Linked DNA regions of Mus musculus: all the other regions are linked to region 2. Evidence: chromatin loops called from intact Hi-C (ENCODE). Cell type or tissue: gastrocnemius. All regions are shown on one strand.

Region 1 (8,000 bases), 110 kb after region 2:
TTTAATCTCTCTCTTTTTTTAATGTGTTGGGGCTGGTACATAACATATATGTGGATATCAAAGGACAATTTGCAGCAGTCTCTCTTTTCTCTATGAGTCCCAGTGATCAAAATCAGGCTGTCAGGCTTAGTGATGTAGGAACCTTTTCTTGCCCAGCCATCTTCACCGAGCCCACTCCCACTTAAATAGTGTCACATAGCCCAGAAAACTGTGACCTTCTGATGTGAACAAGGATGGCCTCCGTCTTTCTAGTGCTGTGATGTGGACTTGAGCCAGCGCACCCAGTTTATGCAGTGCTGGGGACTGAACCCAGGGTTTGGTGTGCAGTAGGCAGGCACTCCACCAGCTGAGCTACCCCACCCCCCACCTCCCAGGGCTGTCCTTGCTCAGTTCCCAGTCCCACTCTGGAATGCCACTAACTCCCCGCACAGCTGACACACTGAACAATCTCTATATTCTGCATAAGAAGTCTTCCTTCTTCTCCATCCTACTTTCCTATTTATACCCATTCCTCCCTTAGATCTCAGCCTGGTCATGAACTTCCTTCTGAAAGTTTCTCCTGAGTCCCAGCCTACATCTGGCTTGAGGTTTTTTCTCTTCCCTCTCCTTCCACACCCCCGCAGCCACCCGTCCACCCTAATCAAGACCAACACAACACTCAAGGACACAGACCTGCCATTTGTCACCAAATCCCTATCACCTCCAACATCGCCTAACACAGAGGGCATGTTTATGTACAGAAAGAACTAGACCGGATTCTCACAGGTTCACATTTTTTGTATATTCTTAGACTCTCGAATGATTATAACCAAAATCTTTGTGTCCATTGTGTAAATACATACGGAGGAAAGCATTCATTTAAAAATGTAGAGACTTTCTAGCTGGGCATGATGGTGTACACCAGGGGAGGAGGAGACAGGTGGATCTCTGTGAGTTTAAAGCTAGCCTAGTGAGCGTAAGTTTTAAGATAGCTAAGGATACAAAGAGAGATATATTATGCTAATGAGATAAGTTAGTCACAAAAGACCACACTTTTTCAACACAGGGTATGGCCCATGAGGTTGGCTTCAAATTCCTACATAGCTGAAGATGGCCTTGACCTTCTGACCTTGCTGCTACTCCTTGATGCTAAGATTATAGACACACACCATCAAGAATTGAGCTACAGCCCTAACTTAGATCCTCTTTTTCAGTCTACTATTTGAATTCCTCTCTAGAACAGATATAACCATAGAGACAACAGATTGGCAGTTACCATGGGGTGAGGGAAGGGTGAGCACAGTGGTTAATTGTAATTATCAACTTAACAGGATGAAGGAATCTAGGGCCTGGATGAGGCACACCTCTGGGCAGGGCTTCCCCAGAGAGGATTAAGCAAGGAACCTAGCCCCGATTGGTGAACTGGAGTCCCACCAGCTGAGCATCAGAATCTCCTGTCTGCTTCCTGGTCCATGGATGTGTAAGCCAGGAGCTTCCCACGGCTATGGCAGGAAGCTGGCCTCAAGGCCACTCTTTCCCATCATTTTCCTCCCTTAGACGCTTCTTGTAGGGTACCAACCTGGCAGCATCAATAAGAAAAGACACTGATGCCGTAGGGAGTGGGAGCTGACAGCTGAGGAATACTGGATTTCCTGGGGAGTCGGGGTGGGGTGGGGAGTTAAGATGTTCTAAAATTGATTGTGGTAATAATACAGAGTGAACAGACTAACAATAACTGAATTGCATACTTTTGTTTTAGCACAAGGTCTTGCCACGTAGCCCAGGCTGGCCTAGAACTTCCTCTACACCTCAGCCTGGCCTCAAACTCATAGTTCTCCTGAGTACTAGGATTACCGATGCACACCGCCACACAGAGTTTGAATTACATACTTTAAATGGGTGGATTGTGGTATCCTCTTGTTATCAGAGTTGTTATTAAAATAGTCTTCAGAATCAAAATTACAGTAGCAAAAATGCCCATTGCTATTGTATAACTCCCTTCAAAAATCATGGTTGTTAATCAGTTGTCACTTCTCTGTGAGCCAGCATCATCACCAAGGGTAGAAGGGTAGATCCTGGGCCTTCTATAAGCTTGGAGGCAGCACAGTCCCAGACAGAGCCTGGAGCCATTGTGATTGGTTAGCTTGGGAAAAGGAGGCACCACGTTTAAACGGGCACCTGCCAGGTCAAGTTTTTATAAGGAGGAGTATATACATGAAATGTCAAAAACTAGTTTAAAATTATCCCAGGATACCTGCTTTCCTGTACCTCCCTCCCTAGTCAGGAATACCACATCCATACTTTGGACATCCATACACTTGCTCACTGACATAGCACGTGGGTACACACTAATTGCTAAATGGCAGGCCTTCAACAGGGGCAAAGGACAAGATCGAAGCCCTATCAGTAAGATACACAGGAAGAAAAAACAAAAACAAAAACAAAAGCCCAAACCTCCACCACCCCCTAAAAATTGAAACCCTGTGACTCATTGTAAAAACAAACCTAAGTTACTTTTCACAAAACTGACGAGATCTAGTAAAGAGGGAAGAGGGGGGAGGGGGCCCTTGGCACAAAGCCCATACATATCACAGAATAAGTAACTCAAGGACACAACTGGCCCCTGCTCTTTCCAGGAAACAGTTATGTGTTCCTCTCTCTAGCCCACCTGGCATTCTGAAGCAAGACTGCCGAGACTCATGGTATCCTACATGTTCAAAGACAAGGAAGGTCCAAGCTTGGCTCAGCTGGGGAAGTAACTCAGAAAGTCTGGAGTGTTGTATTTAAAAATCCTATAATATTATCATATAATTTTTTTTTCTGGCTTTGAAGAGTAAAGGGAAATGTGTGTGCTGCTCTAAAGCAAAAATAGAGCGGGCCCCGGGTTTAATCTTATAATTGTTTCAGTGAATAAAACGTTTTGTTCTTTCAGAACCTTAAAATTGTTTCAATAGAGAGATTTGTTGCTAATGTATTTATTTGTGGTTGTTTGTTTGCGACAACAGCTGTGTAATCCAGCCTGGCCACTAACTTGCTCTGGAGCCAACGGGAACCTTGAACTCCCGCCCAACCTTCTGGCGGTTGTCTCCCAAGCGCTGGCAAGCGCCGGCAAGCTCCCTGTCCCTACTTTAAACTGTGTAAAAAGACCAATGGTAATTATCTACCGGCTTATTCCACTCTGTCTCCTAGAGTTAGACCCTAGTTCTAAGTTCAGATTCCTAAGTGACAAGGTTGTCACCTTATTTGACACAGCTGTTAGCTCCAGTGCTCACGTGTTTCTTTTTCTTTTTTTTTGGGGGGGGGGTGGTGTTTGTTTGCTTTTTGAGACAGGGTTTCTTTGTGTAGCCCTGAACTCACCTAGTAGACCAGGCTGGCCTTGAACTCAGAGATCTGCCTGCCTCTGCTTCATGAGTGATGGGGTCAAAGGTATGTGCCACCACAGCTTTTAATTTATGAAATACTAATATTTTAACAGATTGGGTTCTTTTTCTTTTTTCTTTTTAAAGATTTATTTATTTTATATATGATTACACTGTCACTCTCTTCAGACACACCAGAAGAGGGCATGGGATCCCATGACAGATGGTTGTGAGCCACCATGTGGTTGCTGGGAATTGAACTCAAGACCTCTGGAAGAGCAGTCAGTGCTCTTAACCTCTGAGCCATCTCTCCAGCCCCTAACAGATTGTTAAGTGTACAGTTTCTTGTCTCTGCATTTCAAGAGGCTGAGCATTCCAGCTTTTCCTACACACATCCTACACAGATAGTAGAAGAGAAGCTGAGGCAGGGGAATCACAAGCTTGAGGACAGCTTGAAGTACCTAGCAAGTAAAAGAAAGAAAAATGGCTTTTCTCTTTCCTGCTGGCTTTAAGCAACTTGATGATGACCCATCCTTGCTGTGGCTTTCCACATTCTTCTTGTGCAGGGGTCTCATTGAGCTTCCTGGAAACTGTGTTTGCAGTTTTCAGTAAGCCTAAACGTTTTCACCTATGTTTCTTCACGAATTTTCTTCTGTGTGATTTCTGAGTGGGTGAAGTTGCCTCACTCAGTCTCTGGTCGTTTCAAAAGTGCTGTCTGAGCACCTACTAACTCACCTTCTGGGACAGTTTGCACATCTTGAAGTCTGGGGTCGATTCATAGTTTCTAGTCCTGCCCTGCCAGTTCACACTTTCTGTATGAAACGCAGCAAGTGTTTCAATGACTGTCTTCATTCTCTTTCATCCATTCTGTTTTGTCATCGTTCCAATAGAGTGGCTTTTCTCCTACTGGAGACCATATTTTCTTCTTCACACAATAATTTTCAATTAGTTATTTTGAGTATTATGAAATTTACCTTTGATGTTTTGGTAATCTAGTCTTGCTTCTACTTTTTATTTGATGGCCTGGAATCCTGGGCTAACCTTACCCTGTTGCTATGGCAACAGCTTTCTCAGTCCTTTTATCCAATGTCCAGGTTATCACAAGGCTTTACAACAGAATGGTGAGAATGTAAGGCATTTCTCAGCATGTGTGAACTTCAGAGATCATTTCCAGTTTAGCGCTCAGGCAGAGCCTTAAAGAGCGCCACCTGCAGACCAGAGGTGCTGCGTGCAGCCCTTTCCTCTCAAGCAGTCCCCATGCACATCCTACCTGCCCTGGCTGTTCAGATTTCGTTTTAGTCCAGGAGACAAGCTAATGTCCACTAAGTTAGTCCTTACTTTGGTTTTTGTTTTGTTTTCAAATTAATTGCTTCAAATAATCCAGAAAAAAAAAAGCGGGGGTGTTCTTGCAAACCCTTCAGAGCTACCATAGTAGCCACTTCTTCCAACAGGAGCATTCTTCCATAAGAAACCAAAGCCCAATTTCCCACAACAATGTTGAATAGAATAAACTCACTATGACTGCCAAGTAAGCAATGAAGCTTCTGTAAAAACTTTCAAAAATTCAGATTTACCTTAGATTTGAATGATTTTTTTGCCCCAACTGGCAATTTCATCCCAAGGCCTTTCCTGCCTTCTGCAATGGCAGCTTTATTTGATGTTGTAGGAGGAAGGGCAGAGCTTCTGTCTTGCCCATCTACACAGGTGTAGATAATCTGGGCTTGCTTCTGTGTTTCATTTGGTAGCCTGGAGTCCTGGGCTAACCTCACCCCATTACTATGGCAACAGCTTTCTCAGTCCTCTATCCAAAGTCCAGGATATTACAAGGCTTCCCAACAGAATGGTGTTTCAACGACAAACAAATCGCCTTCCGGGAGTGCTTGGTTCTGAAAGGGTTCTAAGTTCGTCCTGGAAGAACAAGTCTGACATTTGGCGGCCTTCACGAATGAGCTGGGAATATACTTTGCAAGCAAATTTCCTTTATTTAATAAAGAGAGATGCAGATGGGAGCACACATGGCGGGGGGTGGGGGTGGGCATCATCAACAGGCAGGTTAGAAATGCCTGGCTGGTGCAAACCTTTAATCTCAGAACTCGGGGAGGTAGAGGCCAGGGGGGTATCAAAGGCAGAGGGTATCTCTGAGTTCGAGGCCAGCCTGGTGTACAGAGCGAGTTCCAGGATGGATAGCCAGGGCTATGCAGAGAAACCCTGTCTTGAAAAGCCAAAAGAAAACAAGATAAGAAAGTTCCTGCATGACCTTAATCTTGATAGACATCACGCTCTCTCACTGTTTTGTAAAAGGTGAATAGCAATAGAGCAGGGGGTGGGGGTGGGGGTACTAGGTCAGGGGGATGCCATGTTAGGCAGGTAAGATCAGGAGGTAACCCAACGAGGAAGCACCCAAAGGTTGTCTTAAGGGTCTCTGGTCCTTGAGATTCCGTCTTCAGTGCTCCCCACCCTTCCACTTCACAGCCTAACTCCCTTTCCACTCCAGAGCCCACCAGTGTCTGACAGCACCCTATATTCTCCCCAGAGCTACTCTATGGCTGTTCCCTTCCGGGAAGATGACAGAATCTAAATGCAAGCATTCGGGAACTCTTACAGCCACAGACAGAGTAACTTAAAAATCTGTCAAATGTGCCAACATAAGCCAGGGCCCACATTTTACACTTTCCATAGTAATTTTCTGTTATTATGCCAAATTGGGGCCAAGAGGATAGCTAAGAGTGTCAGCTCACTTACCACGCACGGGTGAAGCTCTGGGTTTGAACACTGGTTTCAAAAAATCTTGATGCTTTAAAAAGCCCCACATTTGCACATCTGTTGCTGTTCTCTAAACACAATATAACAACCATCTACATAGCAAGCATATTGAGTTAGCAATTATAAGGAACCCGGGGGTGGGGGTGTATTGCCAGGCATGGTGGCGCATGCCTTTAATCCCAGCACTTGGGAGGCAGAGACAGGTGAATTTCTGAGTTCGAGGCCAGCCTGGTCTACAGAGTGAGTTCCAGGACAGCCAGAGGAACACAGAGAAACCCTGTCTCGAAAAATTTAAAAAAAAAAAAAAAAAAAAGGAACCCCGGGGGTGACGTCAAGTATATGAGAAGCTACACGTGAGGTATAGGTGGATACAACTCCATTTTACAGAAGAAGATGATGGCATCCATTGATTTTGGTATTAAAATCAATAATCAGTGGATACTGGAGAGAAGGGGAGGGAGAGAGAGAAGGAGTCAGGGGCGGGGAGCGGGGCGCGGAGCACAGTCACAACAAGGTCATGGTGGCCACCTTGAAGAGGGGTATTCTTGTTGGTTGTTCTTATCTTCCTTGTATGGTTTTCTTCTAAGTGTTGTGTCCAGTCACCAGATATTGTTTATATTAGGAAAGCCAGGAAAGCCAAAACATCCACTTAGCTCAGTCGCTGTCCTTAACACTCATCTCTGAAGCCAAGCCCCTCCTCTTGTTCCTGCCACACCAAGTCTGTTTGGGCTCATTTTATCTTAGGGACACCCTCGCCTCAGTCTCCTCCCTATTTTTGTCATCCCTCTTCCTTCCCATGGAAGTGGGTGTGGCCTTCACAGTACACTACTACACTCAGACACGCCCCCGAAGTTGCCTGTGACCACCTTTCTGTGATCACCCAGGTCCCCAAGCAGCCACTGAAGTCTTCAGTTCTCTGTTTTTCCCTCCTGTTGTCTCTCCTGCATCTCCGCCCCTCCATTCTGTAGATCTGTGCATCTCAGAACGGCGCCAGCAGCATGGTTTTTCACACCTTGCTTTCTGTCTCCCCTGATGCAGTAAGCTATGTGACCGTGACCTAAGTGTTGTTACTGAACAAATGAATAGATGTATGAAAGTAGAAGCTAAAGCATTAAATACAGGTGATGCCTGCTAATCATGTAAAATGAAGAAAGCCAGGGCTGGTGAGATGGCTCAGTGGGTAGGAGCACCGGACTGCTCGTCCTGAGTTCAAATCCCAGCAACCACATGGTGGCGCACAACCATCCGTAATGAGATCTGACGCCCTCTTCTGGAGTGTCTGAAGACAGCTACAGTGTACTTACATATAATAAATACATAAATCTTTTTTTAAAAAAATGAAGAAAGCCTAGACGGTGAATACTTAAAAGTTTGCTTGTTTTTAAAATCCCCCCGGCCCATCCCACCCACGGCCTCTCTGTCCACTCATGAGTGAGACCGTTTCTCTTTTCTCTGTTGTAACCCTGGTTGTCCTGGAACTCACTATGTAGACCAGGCTCTGGAACTCACAGAAATCTGATTGCCTCTGCCTCCCAAGTGCTACATTTAAAGACCAACTCCACCACCTCCAGGTCAGTCTTTTCTTTCTCAGCAAATGGCCGGAAATCACTGCCAGGAGCGCATCCAGGGAATAATTTACACTCAAGTTAGCACAAGTTAACTACCGTCTGAACCCATGCAGAATGGAGAGGTCGGAAGGGAGGCCATCCTCTGCTTTTGGAATGAGACAGAGGCGGCCTCGTGGCTACTCACTGGAGTTGAGGAGAATCATGGCCTTCACACACAGATATTCTTTGTGCTGCAGTTTTAACTCACGGAACCGTGCCGTCGTCGCCAGGAGCATGTCAAAGATTTCCAGAATCCCTTCCACGCACTTCCCCTCATCCCTGCAAGAGTTCA
Region 2 (8,000 bases):
TTAGAAACCTTTTACTGTTGGAGGGTTTTTCTTAACGTGGACGTTCAGCTCTGGGACTTCATCGAGGGTCACAACAACTATAGTTCAAGAAGCCGGGGTTTTCTTTTAGATCAGTGACACGCGAAAGCAGATGTCTAACATGGATGCCAGAGAGTTTGTGAGGCTGGGAAAATATGGATTTATAGATGGCAAACCTTAGTAAAATAAGGGACCGAGTTAGGGTTCTACTTACCAGCATTGGCTTCAGCAGTTTGAACAGGCTCTCAAAGCTACGCCTGAGTTTGCACATCTGTACATGGGGGCTAGAGAGGTTGTGGTGAGGAACTGGTCTTGTATTACGCCAAGCATGGCACAGCAGTCATCAAGGATAAGTAATATCAATAAAAGATAGAATCTTTAGTTTCCTTATGAGAGACCAGACAGATTTTTATGTAGCAGCAAACACTTGTGGTAACACCCCTTTTTTTTTTTTTTTTTTTTTTTGGTTTTTCGAGACAGGGTTTCTCTGTGTAGCCCTGGCTGTCCTGGAACTCACTTTATAGACCAGGCTGGCCTCAAACTCAGAAATCCGCCTGCCTCTGCCTCCCGAGTGCTGGGATTAAAGGGGTGTGCCACCACACCTGGCTCGTGGTAACACTTTTTAAACCACCACCACCCACCCACACCCACACACACAAAATCTGCAGTTTGTAAAACATGGACTGAAATGATTTCTGCCCTCAGGATTTAGGGCAAGCAGGGTCTATATAAGCAGGGTTGTTGTTTAGGAAGTTACTGGGAACTCCTGATTTAAAGATCACAGAGCCGGAGCCCCTGTGCTAATAGCCTATGTCCAGGCCTAATGCACTTTGGTGGCATGGGAAGCTAGAACTGACTCCTGTCTCTGGAGTGCGGAACTGCCAAAAAAAAAAAGTAGGGTGGGGAGCGAGCTGTACACCCCGAGAATCCTGGGCATCCTGAGGCCACTTTGAGCTCTTCTAAGGTTGCACATAATTGTTTTTTCCTCCACCCCCACCCCCTTTGGATTCTTTTCAGGTTTAAATAAAGGGCGGATTAGTCACCCAGCTTGCTCATTTCCTCCTGAAGTGTGGTAGTAAGAAAGCAGAATGGCTAAGTACTGGCACTTAAAACTATATGTACATGACCTGCCAGAGGTAGTCAAATAAAAATCTAGAATAAATTAAGACAGGTGATAAATTAGTTATTACAGATTAACCACTTACTATTATAACTGATGATGTCAGATAACAGAAAAAAAGGCCACACAATCTTTGCTACTAAGGTATAGTCATATCCAAAACTTGGAAATAGCTAATCACTTATTTATATAACTAGTCAGGCTAGAAATCAATGCCTGACAGTAGTCCCAATGACTGTTTACCTTAACAGTGACCACTGAGACCTGTGGAGCCAGGGTGGGCGGAGCGGTGTGTGAGGCTCAGGGAAAACACTGGGGGAGCAGAGAATGCCAGCCTTGAAGAAAACTATAAAATTGGGTGGATGAGGGCAGACAGTTTGTTGGTTTTGTTTGTTGGGTTGTCATTATTGCTTTTGGGGCTTGGGGATGCTAGGATCAAACTCAGGGCCTCTTACCCAACCAGGCAAATATCCTCCCATTGAGGATACCCAAGCCTAAGAAATAGCCTTTTACTGGAAAAGAGCAGACATGTAAAGTAGTAGGTAGTCAGGAAGAATCTAACCCCTCGGAGGTTATATTTTTTGAGGTAGGATGTATGTTTGTAAGCAACTCCTGTTAGAAGCGTGTTGTTTGTCTCAACCGTGCTTTGTTAACAAGTTTGCGCACAATCTTAAAGTGGGAAATGTTGGAATTCATTTTAATTCTAATTCGCACATGGAGACCAGTATTTGTACAGATCAGAATGCTAAGCCCTATGTCTGAAGGGATTTTCCAGAAGAGACAGTGTCCTCTCTGCATATCCTGGGAGAGGGCGGGTCCTATAGTGTCAGGCAAGACTATCACGTTAAAACCAATCCCTACCTCCATGTTGAAACAAATAAATCCGTAAGTGTGGAATAGTTCAGTTGCATCTTCTCTCTGGGAGAAAGTTTGCTTTTGTATTGGTAAGATATCTAGTTGCCTCAATACATTGAAAATATGTCACACTTAATTCAAACTTCACACCAAAGCAGTCGGTTCTTAACTCCACTTCTGAAAAAGCAAAAGCCAGTTTAGGGATTTTTCCCCCCTCTCGGGGAATGGAGAAAACATTCTTTATTGCTCCAGGAAGTTCATTACTTGCCCCAACCTGTTTTTAACAGAGAATTTAGATGGGTAAAGAGAAACTAAAGTGCAATCTTGCTACTTGGGAAGATGTTACAATCGGGCGGCAGATTCCAGCATATTGTTAAGCCCTGCCAGCATGAAGAGGCCATTTTTCTGACTCGGTTTTAGTTTTGGTTGTTGGGTGCACAGCCGTGTAATGCCTTGCTTAATCATCATGTGTCATGCCACTTTAAGCACTGGCCAGCTCCCTGAAGTGTTTGGGATACACACCCTCATACGCTCTCTCTCCCTCACCTGTCTCCCGGGGATCGCCACTCTCCGCCTCTGGGCCCGGGAACACTGTACCTGTGTACATGCAGGTCGGCTGCCTGGAAACCCATGCCACCGGGTCACGTGGCCGTTGCTATGAGCGTGGAGGTGCATTTTTCTTTTTTCTTTTCTTCCTCCTTCTGTCCTTACTTTGTTTCTTTTCACCGGGGAGGAGGGGGAGAGGGGGAGGCAGGTTCTCGGGTCTTTCCAAGCCCCGGGTGGAAAAGCCTTGGATTCCTGCCTTCTCACTGCTGGACTATCTTTGGCTTCATTTTAGGGTGCCACACCCCCCATTGAAGCTGCACTCCTGGACTTTCCTAGAGAACAAGGAGCTTTTGAGTCCACCGTGGAGAGAAGTAGGCCTCGGCCTGCAGACATCCTCCGTGTCTGCAAGACCCAAGTGGCCAAGCTGGAGCTGTGGCTGCAACAAGCCAACGTGGCCTTTGAGCCAGAAACTGTAGACGCGGACATGCAACAGGTGGTGGAAGAGGAGCTGGCGGGGTGCCAGGTAAGATAGGCAGGCAGGAGTGAGGGTTTACCTAGTCACCAACTCCTGCCAAGGTGGGGCAACGTGCTCTTAAAGCAACAGGCTGCTCCTCCCATGGCTCTAAAGCCACTCGCCGTGTTCCCGATGAGTCTTTGAAATTCTTTGTGTGATCAGCCACTCTGAGGGGACAGGAGTGAATAACAGCCCAGAACGGAAACCAGCCCGGGGTCACATGAACTGTGAACATTGACCAATTAATTCCCTTCTCAACCTGATTTTCCTCCTCTGGTAGCACAGGTTAGCTCATAGAAAATTTTTTGTTGGGTCTAAATGAGATGAACTCACAAGACTGGCATTAAACTGAACCCAGTATCTGTTCCTGCGATCCATAACCACAAGGTTATTGTGGATAAATAATGAGTTCATCGGAGTGAGACTAAACGTCCAAGCTCTCGAAGACCAGCTAAACACTGCGTGCCCTGTTAGCAGGGGCGCCCTGAACTCGGCTTCCTTGTCTGAAGTCACTCTGAGAAAAGCTCGGTGGCTCAGCCCAAAGGCGGGGACTTGTGTGTCTCTCCAGGGAGGGGCTGGGATGACGACACCTCAGCGGTGTGATTGCTGTCATAACAGCAGAGGTTTGCTGGCTGCTTAAGGTGGCCTCTCCCCAAGCTGTGCCCCGCAGACCAGCCTTGGCCTCCTACCAGGGATGAAGACACCCTCCTGTCTCAGTGTGTCTCAGAAGCACTGGCCCTGCCACCAGAAGCTCTCCCTGAAGGAACCTGTCTTGTGGTTGGGGTAGCCAGTTCCACTGGAGGTGGATACATCTCCTTTTTGTCTACCCAGAACCACCTGCAGAGGGAGGCGACAGGGTAGGGCAAGCTTGATAGTTCTAATAGTTTGTCTATTCTGGTTGGCCTTCCTAGGGGTAGAGTTAAGCCCAGTAACAGACCAGGCAGGGCTATACTAAGTTGTGCCTCAAGTATCCTCAAGTTTGAACTCCAGCTCCTTAAGGCTATCTGATACTGATTTGCTGCTACCAACAGGTAGCGCGCATGCCAATGGCTTGGTTACCACCACCATCCCCATCCTCTTGCTGCTTTGCATCCATTTTAAAGAGTGCTGGACTATGCAAAGACAAGATGTGCCCACCAGGGGGCAGTATCACCCAGCAAGCTTGCTGTGGGCAGACTTGGCAGGAATAGGAGTCTAAGAAAACAGAAGTTCTTCCTAGAGGCTTAGGCATCTAGATAACGGCCTAACACAATGGAGAACCTGGATGGAGTGAGGTGAGGCATTTTATTGACTAGTCTTACCTGTGGCAGACAGAGTGAGGGTGCAATTTTCAGGCTATAAATAGCTGGAAATATGAACTCTGTTTAACTCATTTGAACTCTGTTTAAATACTTAAACTATATTTAAACTGAATATATAGATATTTGGGTTTGGCAATGATGGGCTTTAAACTCACTATAGGAAAATGAAGTACCGGTCAGCAAGATCACTTTTCTCTCATTTATATGACAATATTGACACCTATGGTTTCATATTGAAACATAAAGGGCCCTCAACGGTCTGGAAAAAAAATAATGATAAGGTTATCATGGAAAGTGGCCAGAAGACAAATAGATCAGTTAAGGAAACAATATATTCGATAATTTAATGCTTGAAGAGATAATTAAATTTAGAAACGTATAAATGAATGCTGGGATTGGTAGAGGGCCTGCTGAGCCCTGAGGTCAGTCCTGAACCAAGTCACACCATGAGCCAGGTGTGGCATACACCTTTGACCTCAGCAATTGGGAGCAGAGGCAGGAAGATTAGGAGTTCATGGCCATCCTTGGCTACATAGTGAATTTGTGACCAGCCTGGGCTACATGAGACCCTGTCTCAAAACACACAAAGTATGTGAATTAGAACAGTAATTTTGTTGGTGGTAGTGGTGGTGGTGATGGTGGTTTTACAATCATAAAATTTATAACATCCTGACAAAATTAGAAAAAAATGATTCATGTCTGGTAGTTTTGTCTGATTGAATCAACATTTTGGAAGGTCACTCACTAGGAAGAATATAAAATGTTCTTTTTCTCTGACCTAATAATGCCTTTGAAAACAAAACAAACAAAAAACTAGAGTCTCATCATATAGCCCAGGCTGACCTGGAACTTGTTTTGTAGAGAAGACAAACCTAGAAGTCACAGAGATTAGCCTGCATCTACCTTCTAAGTGCTGACTCAGAAAAATAAACTTAAAAAAGAAAAAGAAAGTAAGGAACTAAAAAAAAAAAAAAAAATAGGAAAACTTTTTAAAGAAAGAAAATATTTGTTAGCCCCGTTAACTCATGCCATTGATCCCAGACAGACACAGGTGGATCTCTGAGTTCAAGGCTAACCTGGTCTACAAAGTAAGTTCTAGGCCAGCCAAGACTACCCAGTGAGATTACACACACACACACACACACACACACACACACACACACACACAGAGAGAGAAAAAAGATTGATCCTGAGAAAGTAATCTATGGGGCTGGAGATGTGGTTCAGCAGTTACGAGCACTGGCTACTCTTCCAGAGGACCTGGGTTGGATTAGCAGCACCCACATGGTGGCTCACAGTCATCTGTCACTGCAGTCCCAAGGGATCTGATTCCCTCTTCAGGCCTTTGAAGGCACTACACACACATAATACACAAACACACATGCGGACAAAACATCCACACCCATTTAAAAAATAAATAATAAAATTTAAAAGAAACCTTTAACTCTGACAGTGTTGATTAGCAGACAGAAGACCTGGAAATGGCTTAAGCAAAACAGTAACAAGCAGGAGGCTAAGCGAGTCACAGAATGTCCGTTTTCAGCTATTGAAACGGTCCATGGGAAGCATCGGTTTGTAGACGTAGAAAATATTTGTATAAAACCGCTGAGTGGGTAAGCAAGCTAGCAAAAAGTTGTGACTGCCTTTGGGAAGAGCCCACTCCAGAAGCTAGGAGTTGTGGAAGTGTGTGCTGCTGAGGCTCTGAAGAACCTGCCAGGATGCAGTAACGTTTTTACAAGACACGTTATTGGAAAATCTGTTTGGAGGTGGAGTGTTCCTTAACGGAACTTGGCTTTATTCCCACGCTGATTTCTGTGCCAATGGCCTTGGCTGGGGTGTGGGTATGTATGGCTGCTGACCCTGTGCCCAGCCAGTTGGTATGACTGATGAACTCCTGAGAGTCGAGAGAGTGCAGGAACACGTTAAGGAGAGACACAAAGAGCCTGACTCACTGGGAAATGCACTTTCTGCAGCTGATTTATGTTTAGAGTCATGTGGAACGGCGGGTGGTATCAGTCACTAAGCATTTGAAGTTCTAAATTACTGCCATGTTCTTCTGATCTTTTGGATTTGCTTGAGAAAGCAAGAAATGAGCAAGGAGGAACTGTCAGTAAGTGTGTGGGATTTTTTTTTCCTTTGACACTTGTGCTACAGCAGAAAGATTAGGAAGGTGGGGGAAATATTCAGGTTTTCCACTTAACCTTGTGTTTAATTACTCTACAGGATTTTAAGTCATTAAACACAAAGCACATGTGTTAAGGCAGTTAATTGATTGATTCCTCACAATGACTCTAGATGGTAAATTCTATCTCTATGTTAACGATTGCTTGAGGCACACACCTAGAGTTCTTAAGCAAACATGGCTAGTATGTGATAAGAATGGAATCCGGACCCACATAGACTAAGCAGCATGTATTGTTAACCAGCAGTGTCTTCATTAGGGTCATTACTGCTGCATCAAAGCACCATGACCAAAAAGCAAGTTGGAGACTGAAGGGTTTATTCAGCTCACACTTCCACGTTGCTGTCCATCACTGAAGGAAGTCAGGGTAGTAACTCAAGCAGGACTGGAACCTGGAGGCAGGAGCTGATGCAGCAGCCATGAATGGGTGCTGCTTGCTGGCTTGCTCTTCATGGCTTGCTCAGCCTGCTTTCTTATAGAACCTAGGACCATCAGCCCAGGGATGGCACCACCCACCAGTGCCTGGGCACAGCCCAATTGATCACCAGTTGAGAAAATGCCTTCCAGCTGTAGTGTAAGGAGGCATTCCTCAACGGAGGTTCCTTCCTCTCTGATGACTCTAGCTTGTGCCAAGTTGACACACAAAACCAGCCAGTACAAGCAGGAACCACTGGGCGTACACTACCATATTTTCTGAAGACATTATAGGTTTACTTACTGTAACATCTGCACTCTGGGTTGATTTAGTTCCACCCCGGATTTTTTGTTTTTGTTTTTTGAGACAGGGTTTCTCTGTGTAGCCCTGGCTGTCCTGGAACTCACTCTGTAGACCAGGCTGGCCTCGAATTCAGAAATCTGCCTGCCTCTGCCTCCCGAGTGCTGGGATTAAAGGCGTGCGCCACCACTGCACAGCTACCCATGATTTTCAACACAGAATCATGTCAAAGTTTGTGTTTTTCAACCTATTTCTGGAACTTTCATATTCTCAAGTAGAGAAAATAAATCCCACTTATGTTGGAGACTGACTCCATGGGGTAGGGGTATAGCTTAGAAGTAGGTAGCATGCGATGTATGCACATGGCCCTGGTTCCATCCCTACTCTACCCTCCTCCAATCCACTGTGGCTAATTCAGTGATGTTCGCTCCTAGGCTATGCTGACAGAGATTGAGTACAAGGTCGCCTCTCTGCTAGAGACGTGCAAAGACCAGGGCCTGGGAGACTGTGGGACCACTCAGCAGGAGGCCGAGGCCCTTTCCTGGAAACTCAAGACTGTGAAGTGCAACTTGGAAAAGGTCCAGATGGTGCTTCAGGAGAAGTTCAGTGAGGACCAGGTAGGCCCGAGGATGTGTGGACATCCCAGAGCCTGGCAGCAGTACTCTGGGTGGATGTGACAAAGCAAAGGCAGATACGCTATCCTCGTTAAAGAGTCGTGAAAGGAGAGGACACACGGGCTTCCAGGGTTG
Region 3 (8,000 bases), 160 kb after region 2:
TGGCTCACCACTGCCTATAACTCCAGCTCCAGAGGATCTGACACCTTCCTCTGGCCTCCACATGCATATGCACATACCTGCACATACACACATCCATATACATACATAAATAGAATATTTAAATACTAATAAATTAGATTTTTTTCAAGATGGACTGTACCTGAAGAAGAGCAGCACCTGAGGTTATCCTCTGGCTTGCACATACATGCACATACACATATGTGTGCAAGTGTATACTCACACACACACACAAAACAAAGTAGTGAACAGTCACATGGAAAGATATGAACACAAAGTTTAAAAGCAGCAGAGAACTGGTTCCATCATCCTCATCACCGGCAGCCGAAACACACCCCTCAGATTGGCGGTTCAGATGGCCCTGTCAGGTACACAGCACACAAAAGCAAGTGCCGAGATCACTCAAGTCACCAGTCAGCTGCCACAGTGACACTGCCTAGAAACAAGAGCTCTCAGTGCTAGCATATCACTGATCAACTGCTCTAGGTTTTCTACCAAGTCCCAGTGCACTCAGTGTTGTGGAGAACCACTGCTGGGTGGATGGTTATTAGAACAAGGGTTGCCCTCTGGCTGAGTATCTTCTGACACATCCAGATTCATGTCACAGCCAACTGTCAGATGCATCATGGATGACTGGTAACATGATCACCCATGAAAGATTTTTTTCTTCCTAAGTCACAATCTCTGAAAAGTTTTTGTACACACAGGGTTATGCATGGTGGGCTGAGGTACTGGCCAGGAAAAATACATTTTGGATCTTAGGCTGAAAAATAAGTAATGTTTTAAGATGTCCTAAATATTGACAGTGGCTTTATGAGAAGAAAAAGATTGGCCCCGGAAATAACATGACATTCGGAAATGAGTAGACAGACCTCTGTATCTAGAGTTACCATCCAGCCTATAATCATGTGTATTCCGGCCCGGTGCACAGAGCACAGCATTGGATCCTGGGCTGCACAGTGACGGGTCTTAGACAAGTCATATCAACTCCTCAACCTTCCCTGTCGTCTTCCGTAGAAATGAGAAAGTATTAAGGAATGTACATTTCCCCAGTGCACTGGGGAAGTGTATGAGAACCTTCCATGAGGTTTACTGTGGAAGGTTTTACTTATTATACTGTGACGAGGTTGAAGCCCGCCCACTGACATGCCACCGGGCACAGCTCTCAAGATGGACAATTTAAAATAAAATGCTTTCTGATTGTGAAGGCCTTTGCTTCTGAATATTACTTTTTTTTTTTAAACTTGCGTTTGATGGAAATCCATCGTGTCAAGCAGTCTAACTAGCTGGGTCGTTAGGACCCTGTCTGCTCCGTGTGTGCAAAGGAGATGCCACCTCCTGTGAGGCCCATATCTTGGGCCCACGGATGCAAACAGCTTTGACAGGCAACCTCCATTGTTCTTCCAGCTGCCCCTACCCCCTCGGCGAAGCATCCCATTCGCACACCCCACACCTGTGTTCCCCAACAGAAGTAAAAACTCACACCCACAGACGCCAGAGAGAATTTCATAGCCAAGGAAAATATGTATAAATACATTTCTATCCTTGCTCCTTTCTTTTCTAAGACAAGCTCTCATGCAGTCTAGGCTAGCATAAAAATTTGCTATATAGCCACGGTTGTTCCTAAACTCCTGACCTTCCTGCTTCCGTATTTTGAGTTCTAGGATTACAGGCAAGAAGCGCCACACTTGATTCATGTGATGCTGTGGATAGAGGCCAGGGCTTTGTGCATGCTAGGCAGACTATCTACCAACCGACCTACATCCCTGGACCCTTACAGAGACCTCTTAGGCACCAAGTGCTCTTTCTGTGTGCTGCTGGTTAGCAGTTATTTTCTTTACATGGATCTCTTCCGAAGGAAAATACTAAGTCCCTCAGTCAGTTTCATGATAGGAACAAAGGAAACTTACTCTAAAGCAACCATAAAACTGGCCACTAATAACTGACTTACACGCAACTCTTTAAAACTGAGTATGTGTCTTCCAAAAGGAGAAAAAGCTAACTCTTCTCTATCACGAATCTTCGAGTGGTATTTCTTCTAAAAGCTTCAATGCAACTGTCGGAAAAACAATGTTGCAATAAGTAGAACTTTTTCAAATTTCTATAACAATGTACTAAACACCAAATTATGAAGTCTAATAGCCAAATGTTCTGTTTTCAAGGGCGTTGCATATATAGTAGAAACAACTTTCCTGCAAATGAGTGTATTCCTCGGAATTTTATATAATCACTTTATAGTCATTCCATAAAGTGACTCAAAACATCAACTAAAATTTTAACATGAAATATCATTGCCTATTGGATACACATTTAATAAGAATTACAGTGTTTTAGTCTTTAAAAGGGACATGAGGTCTATTAAATGCTAATTTATATATTTGATATATTGAATTTAGTACTAAATTTCACATTTTTATATTAAAAATAAATCCTGAGAAACGTTCAATCTGACTAGATCCATTTGGGTTCCTCAGACCCACCTTGGAATTGTCTTCTGCATGCTTTTTGTTGATTTCAAGCATTTATATATCTTAGGCAAGACTTAAAGTGTTGTCTTTAAAACTGCTCTTGAAATAAGAATTTCAGATTCATCTAGACATCTATTGAACATAAAATGAAATCCTAAAGTTTCTGCTTTAACCCTGACTGATAAAACCTCATCTTTTACTTCATATAGAATGCTGTAGAGAAATGGTCTCAGCCTTCCTAGTGGGGCAATTTCTTTAATACAGACCCTTGTGTTATGCTAACCTCCAACCATAAAATTGTTTTCATTGCTACTTTATAACTGTAATTTTGCTGTTGTTATGAATCATAATGTAAATGTTTTTGGAGATCGAGGGGAGGGGGGGGTGTCTCAAAGGGGTCGCGACCCACTGGTTGAGAACCCTTACAATCAGACTTGCTCTGGTAAGAAAATGAAGCTACTGATTACACTCTTCTTGTTGTCACTATATATCCTCTTTCTAATCTTTCCTTTCACTCTTTAAATAACATTTACACGGAGAGAGGAAATATCCACCATGAGCCGGATCATTATAGTAACAATGAAATTTCAAGTGATGCTTACAAAAACACTTGAAATAGAACAAGACATAAACATCTTTCCTCGAGGGTACTATGTGCCAAACACAAACCTGCCTTCTAAATCCTAAGTTAAATTGTCACGCTTGCTTTCTGAATAGCGCTCAAATTCATAGTTTTGTTTTATACACACACACACAGACACACACACACACACATACCAATATTCACTCTTTCCACTATGAAACTGTCACCACAGGTAATCAGGAAGAAGCAACAGTTAGATTCCTCTTCAGCATATAAGAGAAATCAGATTTAATCTTTCTCAGACTATCCAGGAAAGAAGTTAAACTCTATTTCTGACACGACTAAGGATTGCCAGTCGACAAGCCATGATCACCTGCCTAAGATAGGCATATCTTCCCTGGTCCACCACACTCAAGCAAGAAGCGTCATCATCGTATCCACTGCTAGGAAAACCACAGGAATTTTCTTCCTTTAAAATGAAATTATATTTATATAACTAAACCAAAAGTCAGTAAAAATTTCTGTTTCCGGTAGTGTTCAGAACAGTTGCATACATGCCCGTGCCCCAACCCTCCCCCCCCCTTTTTTTTTTGTTCTATACTCTGCCGGCTTCCCACAAAGTCAATTAAGCCTCACTATGAGCAAAGGGACACTTACCTAGCGGGTGGACATTCTCTCTTTTGCATTCTCTAAATGCAGACACGTACTTTCCTCGGTCCCTGAGCGGGACTCGCAGCCACTGGTTGTCGCTCAGCCTGCGGCGGCTGCCAGACTCTACTGCAGACCCGGATGCCAAGGGATGCCAGTGGCCGCACAAGCCGCTCCCTCCAGGCCAGCTCCCCACCTCCTCTACTCCCAGGAAGTTTCAAGAGGTGGTTGATGCTAGAAGCCTGGGAGAAGGCAGGGACCCGAGAGTGCCTTTCAAAAGGGCCAGCAGCTGGAGAAGCTGCAAAGACTGCCCACGACTAACGAACGAACGTTAGTGCGTCTTTCTTTTAAAGACCTGGAAAGAGTGTGGGAGGGTAGCTGAGAAGCCCACGTGACCACAAACCGGGAGCCAGAGATCTCAGGCACTCCCGCGCCGTGCAACCAGATCCACTGGATGTGGACCTCCAGCCACTTCACAGTCATCCTCTAGGGACACCCCGCTTCCAATAGACTGACGATGAAGGATCGAGATGGGGGCCCGGGAATGGGAATTTCTGACCAGATCCCCAGGGATTCTGGACTTAACCGCGTGCGTCCAGGGACCACACTTAATCCTGTTTCCATACTTTGACCTACGTGCGTGTCATTAAATGCTTAAGTTTGACAACTCTCCTTGAGAAGCATGGGCCAGGCCCCGGTTTCGGGTAATAGCACCGAAATTAGCAGTAATAACGAAGTAATGAAGGCAGATTCCTTTGCAGGGAGTGTTAGCTTGTGCTCCAGAAAGGCAAGGCAATGGGGCTGGAGGTGAAGGTTTGAACGCTCATCTATCAGCGGCTGGCGATGGAAGCCGGGAGAGAAAACGAGTTGTTTTTTGTTTTGTTTTGTTTTGTTTCGTTAAAAAAAAAAAAGAAAAGAAAAAGAAAAAGAAAAAGAAAAAGAAAAAGAAAAAGAAAAAGAAAAAGAAAAAGAAAAAGAAAAAAAGGCAATGGGTTAGGTCCAAGATCCCGCGAGCCTCCTGGAATTCACCTGGAGAAAATCTGCCTGCGCTTTTACAGGGGCGGAGAGGGTCTCTGGCGCCCCCTGATGGTAGATCTGATCCTCCCAGCTCAATCGCTTAGCCTGGAAGTGACCCTTCTACACAAAGGCTGAAACCATACCTTATAGTCTTTGAGGAAACAACTGGCTTTAAGGCAGCCTTTGGTGGCAAAAGTTAAAAGGAAAACAAATGACCTGTAGGCCAACCTGGTGTCACTGGTGTACCTAATTAATCGTCAAGCCATCCGCACACATCACGGGGATGTTTGTGAAGGATTTTAAAGATCTACTTTTTATCTTTTAAATTATGCACACATGGGTATGTACACAGGCGTGCAGATGTCTACGGAGACTATAGGTGCGGGATTCCCTCCTGCGTATGGGTGCTGGGAACAGAATTAGGCTTCTGTACAAGAGCAGCAAGCTATCTTAACAGCTGAGATGTCCCTTCAGACCCAGAATGTGATTCTTGGTGGACGGTACTCTAATAGAAGAAAACCGGGGGGGGGGGGGGGGGCGGGGGGGATTTGGAGGGAAACTTATACAATGTCAGCCTCAACATTTTGGGTGTAACCAAAACGCCTTCGGGGACCTTTCTGAGGCCCGGGTTTATGAGTGCCACAGGTAGGCACCGCAGACTACATATGTGGAGAAGCACGGTCTTTATAGACTATGAGCAAAGGCTATACCAAAAGTTTCGCTGCTGCCGGGCGGTGGTGGCTCACACCTTTAATCCCAGCACTTGGGAGGCAGAGGCAGGCGGATTTCTGAGTTCGAGGCCAGCCTGGTCTACAAAGTGAGTTCCAGGACAGCCGGGGCTACACAGAGAAACCCTATCTCGAAAAAAACAAAAACAAAGCTCGCTGCCCCCATTCATCCCATGTACAGGTTTCATTTAAGCTAAAAGTCCTGGGTTCTCTCCATTTGTGAGATAGAATGTCCCTGTCCTTTTAGGAAAGGTAGAGTGGATGGGAGAGTGGGTAGCTACTGAGTCCATCCTGGTGAGGATAGGCAAGGATGAGATTAATACTTCCCAGTCTGCACGTCCCTGTGTCCTTTCCTGTGTGTCTGTGTGTCCTGTGTCACTCAGTCCTTCCTCCTTTCCTGCCTTGGTAGAAAAGTTGCAGTAGCGATCTTAAACAAATCAGTTCATTTAATGATACTTTGTTAACAAGATTCATCTGGAGGGAGGCCAGGATAGCTCAACCAATAAATGAACTTGCCGAGCTAGTCTGACAGACCAGCGTTTAGTTCACAGAACCCAAGGAGGTGGAAGGATTTATGTAAGAGCTGGGCTCAGTTCCAGCACCCACATGGCGACTCACAATTACCTGTAACTCCAGTCCCAGGGGAGCCAATACTCTCTTCTGACCTCCAGTCACTAGGCACATATATGGTACACATACTTACACACATGCCGGCTAAACACCCACATACATAAAACTAAATAACTAAAATTAAAAGATGGAAGGAGAGAAGGAGGGACCCAACTCCAGAAAGTTACCAAAAGTTACCCTGATTGCCACCCAAAGCGCATGGCATACACACACCCACATTCACACACACATTATATACACATACACTAATACATTTTTAATTTTAAAAAATCATCTACAGTGGAACATCCATGAAAGGATCTCAACCCAGAGCCAAGAGGCAGGTAAAGGTGGTGTGAGGGAGAGAAAGCTGACATCTATGAAGTATGTGTACCAAGCCAGACTGCACAGCTTCCTCTGTAATCCTCATACCGGTTCCAAGGGGCAAGTAAGACTGGCTCCGCCTTCCAGATGAGAACAGAGGCTCACAGAGCTTACATTCACTACGGGAAGCTACAAGATAAAAAAAGAAACCAGTAGCCACAGTGGTTCTTATACACAGTGGCCACTTATGGACACTGAACTATGCATTGTGTATGCGTGTGTGTGTGTGTGTGTGTGTGTGTGTGTGTGTGCCTGTGTGTGTGTGTGCCTGTGTGTGTGTGCCTGTGTGTGTGTGCCTCTGTGTGTGTGTGCCTGTGTGTGTGTGCCTGTGTGTGTGTGCCTCTGTGTGTGTGTGCCTGTGTGTGTGTGCCTGTGTGTGTGTGCCTGTGTGTGTGTGCCTCTGTGTGTGTGTGCCTGTGTGTGTGTGCCTGTGTGTGTGTGCCTGTGTGTGTGTGCCTGTGTGTGTGTGTGCCTGTGTGTGTGTGCCTGTGTGTGTGTGTGCCTGTGTGTGTGTGTGCCTGTGTGTGTGTGCCTGTGTGTGTGTGCCTGTGTGTGTGTGCCTCTGTGTGTGTGTGCCTGTGTGTGTGTGCCTGTGTGTGTGTGCCTGTGTGTGTGTGTGCCTGTGTGTGTGTGCCTGTGTGTGTGTGTGCCTGTGTGTGTGTGTGCCTGTGTGTGTGTGTGTGCCTGTGTGTGTGTGCCTGTGTGTGTGTGTGTGCCTGTGTGTGTGCCTGTGTGTGTGTGTGTTCACTAGATTTTCATTGCCGTGATAAACCCCATGGTCAAAAGCAACTTGGGAAGGAAAAGATTCATTACAGCTCACGGCTGTAGTCCATAATGAAGGGAGTCCAAGCAGGAACCTGGAGGCAGGAGCTGATGGGAGACAATGCAGGGGCACTGCTTACAGACTTGCACCTCCCAGCTTGGCCCAACTGCTGTCGTTTGCAATCCAGAACTACCTGCTCTACAATGGGCGGGGTCCGTCCCCATCAATCTTTAACCAAGAAAATAGCCCACAGGCTTGCCTACAAGGCAGTCTTATGGAGGCATTTTCTCAATTGAAGTTAGTTCTTCTCGGGTGACTGTAGCTTGTGTCAAGTTGGCAAAAAAACTAACCAACACGTGTATATGTGTCACCTTTTTATTTTATACATAATGGCTATATAAAATACATTCTTTCTTTTCCTTCCTTCCTTTTATATTTTATTTTTAAATTTTTTTGGAAGAGTCTTGTTATGTAGCACAGGCTAGCCTTGAACTCACTATGTAGCCCAAGTTGCTTCCAAATTCAAATGTGCAATCCCCCTGTCATATCTGCCTACAGAGCAAAGTCTATCATTAATTATCCCAATTTTATGAATGGGAAAATGGATATCCATGAAGAGTAAGTGACCTTCCTAAGATCACACAGCTTATGAGTAGCTGAGAAGGATTTGAACCTAGGACCTAGCCCAAAGTCCTGTCCTGTGTCTGTTTAAACCACATCTACAAAAGCCAGGTGTAGATGTGGTTTATGCCTTTAGTCCCAGAGATCAGAAGGGAAAGGCA

The links. Peaks named below come from ENCODE experiments on the same cell type or tissue, not always from the same donor. Only the 100,000 strongest peaks of a DNase experiment are listed, where the experiment ranks them.
Region 1: it touches region 2 in a loop (6-fold over the local background); 10 of 42 quality-filtered maps call a loop at or near these places.
Region 3: a loop joins it to region 2, with 9 times the contacts of the local background. A loop is called at or near these places in 35 of 42 quality-filtered maps.

Annotation. Positions count from the first base shown.
Region 1 is chr12:76,125,957-76,133,956 of GRCm38, forward strand. It overlaps Esr2 (estrogen receptor 2 (beta)), which reads right to left. Exons shown (of 10, transcript NM_207707.1): 8 at 7,854-7,987. Among named protein-coding and RNA genes, the nearest start is that of Esr2, 47 kb to the right of the region's middle. In gastrocnemius, a CTCF peak has its summit at 4,546 (motif pointing left); DNase peaks (open chromatin) are centred at 2,575, 3,044 and 4,550; H3K27ac peaks cover 666 bases.
Region 2 is chr12:76,012,651-76,020,650 of GRCm38, forward strand. It overlaps Syne2 (spectrin repeat containing, nuclear envelope 2), which reads left to right. Exons shown (of 116, transcript NM_001005510.2): 66 at 2,832-3,062; 67 at 7,686-7,868. Among named protein-coding and RNA genes, the nearest start is that of Mir5101, 110 kb to the left of the region's middle. In gastrocnemius, a CTCF peak has its summit at 4,193 (motif pointing right); DNase peaks (open chromatin) are centred at 3,041, 3,725, 4,187, 6,172 and 1 more place; H3K4me3 peaks cover 1,025 bases; H3K27ac peaks cover 1,506 bases.
Region 3 is chr12:76,173,221-76,181,220 of GRCm38, forward strand. It overlaps Esr2 (estrogen receptor 2 (beta)), which reads right to left and starts at 4,039. Exons shown (of 10, transcript NM_207707.1): 1 at 3,727-4,039. In gastrocnemius, a CTCF peak has its summit at 4,811 (motif pointing left); DNase peaks (open chromatin) are centred at 3,885, 4,181 and 4,794; H3K4me3 peaks cover 1,371 bases.